2 separate regions of the Homo sapiens genome follow, and region 2 is linked to region 1. A link is a contact called in ENCODE Hi-C or POLR2A ChIA-PET data. All regions are on one chromosome and are shown on one strand. The core of a region is the stretch at or near the end of the contact, and the rest is flanking DNA. Distances in the headings are between cores, read along the strand shown. Region 1 holds the start of APH1B (aph-1B gamma-secretase subunit). Region 2 holds the start of ZNF609 (zinc finger protein 609).

What was found. A loop is a pair of places that touch in the nucleus more often than their neighbours do. ChIA-PET counts read pairs that join two places held with the same protein, here RNA polymerase II (POLR2A). Pooled maps may share reads with other maps.
Region 2: a pooled map shows a loop between it and region 1 (2.1-fold over the local background). The contact joins the promoter of ZNF609 here to the promoter of APH1B in region 1. A Hi-C loop is called at or near these places in 1 of 168 maps with a recorded cell type or tissue (heart right ventricle) and 1 of 50 pooled maps. POLR2A ChIA-PET finds 5 or more read pairs at or near these places in 1 of 52 experiments (H1).

Annotation. Positions count from the first base shown.
Region 1 is chr15:63,275,874-63,279,742 of GRCh38, reverse strand. It overlaps APH1B (aph-1B gamma-secretase subunit), which reads right to left and starts at 2,138. Exons shown (of 6, transcript NM_031301.4): 1 at 2,007-2,138; 2 at 412-582. The coding sequence starts at 2,119. LOC124903504 (a long non-coding RNA gene) reads right to left here. Exons shown (of 2, transcript XR_007064674.1): 2 at 2,891-3,725. RefSeq lists silencers at 1,832-2,111, 2,192-2,611.
Region 2 is chr15:64,458,969-64,462,837 of GRCh38, reverse strand. It overlaps ZNF609 (zinc finger protein 609), which reads right to left and starts at 2,260. Exons shown (of 10, transcript NM_015042.2): 1 at 2,000-2,260. It overlaps LOC105370861 (a long non-coding RNA gene), which reads left to right and starts at 2,251. Exons shown (of 3, transcript XR_932367.3): 1 at 2,251-2,339. RefSeq lists silencers at 1,929-2,028, 2,089-2,208 and an enhancer at 2,669-2,738.

The DNA.
Region 1 (3,869 bases), core at 889-3,388:
TCTGTAGTTGTTTTAATGCTTCCCTAGCTTGTTTGTCTCCATGACACTTACCTACTATACCAGTGTATTTCTTGTTCATTCATTTATTGTCTGTCTCTTCCTACTATAATATAAGCTCCATGAAGCCAGAGACTCTGTCTTTTAATCACTGATGTATCCCCAGTACCTAGGATAGTGTCTGGGATTGATTCTCAAGAAATATTTTTTTGAATAAAGGAAGAAAGGAAGGAAATAAGAAATTTCCACAAGATAAAAGAACACTCAAGATTTTCAGGCTGGAAATGTACCAATCTCTTGGCTTAGTACTATGTAGGAGGGCATAGATACAATACTATATTCACGTTTCAAATGACCAAATCATAACTAAAATCTAACTGGGGAAAAAAAAGGTAAGGCAGGTATTTAACTTACTTTAAGAGTTTATAATATGCAAATCGGAACATTTCTTGGATATAGACAGAGACAAACGCTCCAAAGATCAGCAGATATTTCTGTGTTGGTCCATCTTTGTTGTCAATAATGACTCTTGCCATGAACCAAACAAGGGACGAAATCAGTAGAGACACCAACCAGAAGAAAGCTCTGAAAAATACGGGAAAAAAAGTTACAAGTGAACATCAGTACAGGATTAATAATGTTTAAAAGCAGGAAAAAAAAAAAAACCTGCTTGAGAAGGAAGAGATTTCTTGACGTTTCAATAAGGAAAAGAAAGTCCTCATAAAGTGATACTCTGATCAGTTGTTCTTAACGGTGCATTTTCCTTGGTGAGACAAACGTGTCCAAGAGGAAGGCTGAGGTTTCCCAACAATTACTTTTTTCAATGACCCTGCTACTTGCAAGTACATCTGCAGACTCTATCTGCCAAGGACTATCTAGCTAGAAACTTGGTTATTTGCTACTCTTTCTAATCAATGCTCTGCCCATTGATGAGCCAAAACAAGAAAATACACAACCCTGATTACTGCAATTTTCATATTCTTAAAACTTACAAGAAATTATGGATTTACTGATCAGATATCTGCAAAGATGAGTATCTTTTCCAGAAAAATATCTACATCTCTATTAATAAAGTGACTGGTATAAAATTCAACTTGAAAACCTGTGTTCTGATCTGGATCAGTATCCAAGCCCTCCAGGTCTTACAGCACCCCTGGGGATTCTAATGATTATAGCAAGCTTTACAGACCCTTCCCAAATCTCTATTATTTTTAAAATGACATGCAGCGAAGCACTTTCAATACGTTTGTGGGAGGTGAAGAAACGCAGAAAAGCGGGAATCATTGGCCTAGTCTGGTGCCAAGAGAGACTCATCAGAGGAGGGGGGATGTGGTATGTGCAAGTAAGAGGCAGGTGATGACTGCGATGGGACACCAGAGTCCGGTATTTACCAAGCTCCCAGAAGGAGACGCACAGTCAGGTGCTTCGGTGTTTTTACAGGTTTCCACCCTTCGGCTGCACAACGGAACCATCCAAAAGGAGCTTAAATTTTTTTTTTTTTTTCTGAAGCCCGAATCCCATCCCCTAGACATTCTGATTCAATGGATCGGGGTGGGGGTGGGCATCGGCATGTTTTAAAGCACCTGGCCACAGGTGATTCTAATAGGCGGAAGTCGCGCACTACTATCCTAAACGCCAATGGTTTTTAACCCTTTGGGGATTACACATGCCTTTGAGAATCTGAGGGAAATTAGGGACTCCCCCTCCAGAAAATGAAGGATGCATATATGAACTTATCCATAATTTTTTTATACAACTTTAGTAGCTTCACGGATCACTAAACCCCACCCATGAGCCCCAGGCAAAAGGCCCTGACCCCCAGTGTGCGCTTCTTCCTAAGAGGGCGAGGCGCCTTTGGGGAGCCGGATCTCCGCTCTCCCCCTCTCAACCCTCCTCCCGTCTGAAACGCAACAAGGTCGAGCCGCGCGGTGGGGGCGCCGAGGGTCGCGGGTAACCCCAGCGGGGGAGGGGAGCCCCGGCGTCCGGGTTTCCCGACGCGACCGCCTCACCCGGCGATGAGGAAGATGATACGCAACGGCTCGGTGGCGATGGTGAAGACATAAAGGGCGAGCGCAGGCCCGAAGGCAATGAAGGCGCAGCCGAAGAACACGGCCGCAGTCATGGCCACCGCGGAAACCGACCCGGGGGCCCGTTGGGGACGCGAGATGCTCCCGGCGCGGGCGGGGTTCGGTGGGTGGGGCTCGGGGTGGGGGGCTAAGCGGGACGCGGGGGGCGGGGCGCGGCTCATGGGCAGGCACGGGGACGGGGGCGGGGCTCGGGGGCGGGGCACGTGGGGGCGGGGGCGGGGCTCGGAGGCGGGGTACGTGGGTCGCGGGGCGAGGCGGGGCGTGGGGGTAAACGCTAGGGCCTGGGGGACTGGGCGGGGCGTGGGCTGAGGGCGCCGGGCGCAGGGGCGGGCTCAAGGCGGTGAGCGCGGACCCCACCGTTGGGCCCTCCGCCCTACCGGGTGTCCGGAAGCGCCAGGGCCACGCCGCAGCTCCTGCTCCCGAGGCGGGCGTCCTCGGCGACGTTAGGGCCCCAGCCATCGCCGCAGCCCCACAGATACACTCCGATCGGGTTCCAGTGCCGGCCGCGAGGTGGTTAAGAGAAGGGAAGCTCCCTAGCCCACCTTCGAGCCGCATGCACCGAGAACAGGCAGAGATTCCAAGTCAACCAAAGAGACTAAACAAAAATGTAGCGCAGGAACAAGCAGGATTCCTTTTTAAATAGGTTTTTTTTTTTTTTTAAGCACATTTTACCGTTTGGATAGTTGCGGGAACTTCGTACTCCATCCTGTATAAAACCTAGGCTGGGATAGCAGTGACCCCGGGGATAACCCACAGATGGTAAAATGATGAAAGAGTGGTGGAAGAAGCTGCCCTTCTCAGGGCTGTTTCAGCCAAATGGTTTTTATTTTTTTCCCAATTCTTCAAAAGGGTTGTTTTTGCAGGCATTCTGTGACCACCCTACAAGCAATAGTAACATCTCCCTGCTCCGTCTTCTCACAGTCGTCCATTTCACTTGCTTATTTTTCTTCCCCGTTAAAACGCGAACTCCTGGGGGACAGGGACTTTGCTTTGCTCTTTGTTGTTTCCTCAGCACCTAGAAGTTCACTAATATCTGTTCAATAAGTGAAATAATTTAAAAGGTGGAAGTTATAAACATCTATATTAACAATTTCTGAAAGGTTTAAAAATTAAAACTTAAGTTCTCTGATCATTCACATCCAAGTTAGATTTTTCTTTATGTTGAATAATACTTCGTCGGTTATTTTGATCAGTGTGCCTGACACAGGTAAGTGCTATGTAAGTATTAACCACTCCTACATAATGTCCATCATGAATAAAGATTTTGGCAATCCACATTTAAAAAAACACCAGTAGACAAATGTTGGGACCTGACAGATGTTTTGCAGCTCGCCCCTGAAAATGCACCTTCAAATAATACAACTGCAGGTATTTAATTCTTACAGAAAAACATTACCTTTGCCCATTTAAAAGTCATATATATTTCCATTCACTCCCACAGAATACTTCTTCAGATTCCAGTGATTGTATTTTGAATGGTCAGATCCCAGCACAATACCTATCAAAACTCGGGTCGAGACAACAGTTCAGAGTGATAGATCTGCTTTGTAAAGATATGGAAAATGAGCTTCCAGACTGGAGGTCCTCAGTGCAACGCAGGCATGAGATGGCAGTGGCCTGATTCAGGGAATTAGCAGGACTCTGGAGGGAAGCAGACAAATTTAATAGAAGTTTAGGAATTGTACAAACAGAATTTAGTGACTAATGAGCTACATAGAGTGAGATGGGGGAAGAGTCAAGGATGAGGGCTTCTAGAGGGTTCGGGCTTAAGTGGATGCTGTGGAG
Region 2 (3,869 bases), core at 1,011-3,510, 1.2 Mb before region 1:
AAAAATGTTTATTTCTTTGGCAAATTTCTTAATACAGAGGCAGATATAGACTTTTGCACAATGAGCAACTCATGTCCTTTCATTAGAGTTAAAATAAATATTGAAAGGTTTGTTCCCACAGCCCTTGCCCAGATAGGCAAATTCTGTGGCTTTTTTGTTGTGCTATTATTATTGACCAGGAAGCCACCATTAAAAAGGTACTTGGTTCTTGACTTTTTTATTTTTTATTTTTAAAGAAACAGGGTCTTGCTTTGTTGCCCAGGCTGGTCTTAAACTCCTGGGCTCCAGCCATCCTCTGGCTTCATTCTCCCAAAGTGCCAAGATTACAAGCATGAGCCACCACACCTGGGCTTGACTCCCCATCTTAACACTGCACAGGTTTTTAGTGGTATTCGGAAACAAACAAAAATCACTGCATGAGTGTTCCATTCATATAAAAGAATTAAATATGATGATTCAACTAAGAGTAGAACCTTCCCTTGAAGTCTTCTTCCTTAAGGGTCTGAAACAAACATCGTAGTTGAGTCTACCAGACACTATTCCTTCACAACTTAGTACAGGCTAGCCAAAGAGGCAGGCACAACATGGCTGGCATCCCTTATTCTTCTGAAAAATGTGTGCCAATGAGCTCTGCATTGTTCCTCACTCAAAAAGAAGAGCCTTTCTCTCTGGCCTCCTCCAATGGCAAGCCCCAGTCTGGAAAAGGAAGAAAATGGCACTGAGGAGCCTGGGAGATGGAGCATATCCAAAGCTCTCAGACAAGACTTGAACCTATGACCTTCACTGTGTACACAATAGGCGGGTGAGAGGGACCGGTTTATCTCTGCTGCAGCAGTTCTCAGCCCTGGGGTAGCGCTCCCGATAAAATGACACGACTATTGTGTGTGGCAGCAGAACAGTCATCTCCTCACAACAGCCTAAACCAGCACTCCCTCCCCCAAGACAAAGCAGCAGGGGTGAAATTAACTCAAGGCTGCAGAGCAAAGCCTAATACAGAAAAGGGAGGCCTGTAGGGGCTTGGGGACTCTCCTCAACCCCTTAGGCTCTGGACACATGGCTGGAAACAGACAGGCTTTCTTCCCTATCTTTCTCACTCTCATTTAGGTAGGGAGCTGTTTCTTAGAGAATTTAATCATCCGTGATTTGTTCAGAAATATTCCCCCTGAAGGGCTCTGATCTCTCCACCCTGTGTGAGCCTAATTCCTCGAAGCTGAAATGACTGTTTGCTGCTGCCTGTTTCACAAACACACATTAATTGGTCAGATGTGTCTCCTCCTCCTCAACCCCAGAGGGAGGAAGGAGAATCTGAGCAAAGCACAGAGATGATCCAACCGTAATTACACATAAAGGGAAAAGAGGGCAGCATGGGTTTTCCAAACAGGATAGGGTCACAAACCCTCCCGGGGGTACAAGGATAGCAGTTGAGGTCCAGGCCCAGGGATCCCTCCATCTTGAAGAAAAGGACAGGAGTAAATGTGACCTGAAGACTGTTAGGGGCACACACCCACAACCTACTTACTGCAGGATCCCAGCCACCTTGCTCCCCACTCCTAGGTCACGCACACGTCCTGCTTCCGACCCTATGCTCTGAACAACCACCACCGCCCCCGCCCCCCCTCCCCCGCCAACTCCCTGACTGGCCCCAGTCGCCCCGAGCGCCCTCAACATACCCAGACTCGCCTCAGAAACTCTCTGGCCTGCTCCCATAACCTAGCCAGACCCTAATCCCCTCCCGGGCACCCCTACCCTCAGCCTGAACCGGCCGTGGCCACGCTTTGAACTTCACCCCGCGCCCCTCGACGCCCCCTCCCCCACCCACGCAACGACCCCCCCTACACACCTTCCCCTCGCTCCGCCCCAGCCCCCCCAACCCCCACTTCCTCCGTCAGGCAGCGCCGCCGCCCCCGGCCCCCATCAGATCCCCTCAGCCCCGCGCCCCATCGGTGCCGCCGCCTCTTTCCTCCCCCAGTCCCGGCTCCACACAAAGCTCCGGACTCACCGCGCGGCCGGTCCCGGGAGCCGCCACCTCCGCCCGCCCGGGGCCCCGGGCCGTAGAGCCGCCGCTGCTACGGGGCCCAGGCCGCCATCCGTTCCCGCGGCCCCTCCCCCCCACCCCACCCCGGCTCCGGCTCCGGCTCCGGCTCTGGCTCTCTGCCCCCTCCCCGCGCCTCTCCGCCCCGCCCGGCCGGTGCCGCTGTGTCCGGGGCCGCGGGTCCCTCAGCCGCCGCCACCGCCGCCGCCGCCGCGATCCGGGACAACCAGAGTCACCCGGAAGACGCGGACACTGGACTGCCAGGCCCTCGGATCCGGATTCCGCGCTTGTGTGGAGTCTGGAGCCGGTGAGCGCAGGGGAAACCCGGAACCTGGATGAAGGAGCGAAATCCTGGGTCTCGGAATGCGCGCTCACCCGGAGCCCAGATTAGGGAGTCTTAGCTCAGGGAATGCTGGAAAACCCGGCGTGCCGGTTAGAACCAAGATAAACTCAAAGAAACCTGGATTAGAGAGCTCGAACCTAACGCTGTCCCCTCGTGGGCAGTAGAACTCTCGCTGGATCAGACTTCCTCATAGAGAGGTCTCTGGGGGGAGTATTGCACCTTATAACACAGAAGACACCTCTTCTGTAGTTGTCCTTCAACCACAGAGAGGAAAGGGCCGTAGGGGATCTGAACATGGGCATCCACAAAGAACAGAAGAGCAATCACAGCTCCTGATGGTTTCATCCATTTTACCCCTTAGTTCAGCAAAGTACCAACCTCCTAATTTTTTATCCTTTGTTCTCCAGCTTTCTCTTTTAGGATTACCACTTGCTTTTCTCCCCAAAGCACCCATTTCTAATCCCTCTATATATCCCTTTTCCCCTCACCATCCTCTATCACTAAATCTTGTTGCCTTTTATTATCTAAAAACCTTATTCTGTCCTTCTCCAACCCACCATTCTAAGGATTGTAGCTTTTATTTTTCCTTATCTGCTATTCATCTCTGATTGCCCAGCATACTATCTAGTGCACAGTAGGCATTCAGTCCATGTTTAAGTGAGCCCTCCCACCCAGCTTTCACTTGTGAAACATCTATTCATGACGACCTCCTAAGACTTCCATCTCATTCCATAGCAAACAAATTTACCTTAATTCTCAAGGCCTCCCACATCCTAGCCCCTATTATGTCCTTCCTGTGTCCTTGACCATTTTATTTTGCTTTGCATTTATCTTACCTTTTTTCCCTTATCCTGGGGCATCCTTCAACAGTGCCACTCAAGATAGCATGTGACTTGGAGATAAAGTGAGGTCATAAAAAGGTGGGGGGAGGGGTTGATAGCTAAAGATAAAAGTAAACCTTTCTGGTCTAGGAAAAATAATCTCTCTTTGGTCCACCAATAGTCATGTTGTTAGACAGTACAGGGGCAGAACTGATCCCAGGTGACAGCGAACTTCCAATGTATACTAGACAAAGTTACAAGTGAGGATTCAGCTACTTAGCAGGTGGAGACAGAGAAGGGTTTAGTGTTTTAGACTTAGGCATGATTTAATTAAGGATTAAACATTCCAGTAGTCATCTCCCACTGAAGGAGCATGACTCTGCCATTGGAGAGAACTAGACTGCAAAAATAGGGAACAAAGGAAGGTAAACATTCCTGCAGTGAACTCCAAGTTTCAGCCAGAGAAAGTTCTCAAGCCTCGAAGAACCACTAAAAATTTTCAAGTGATCAGATGTCCCACATAGTAAACAAACCTTAAGTTTTGATTTACTGTTCCTCTAGACCAAGGGTTGGCAAACTGCATCTCACAGGTCAAATCAGGCTCACCACCTGTTTTAACATGTCCCATGAGCTAGAATGATTTTTACATTTTTAAACAGTTAAATAATCAAAA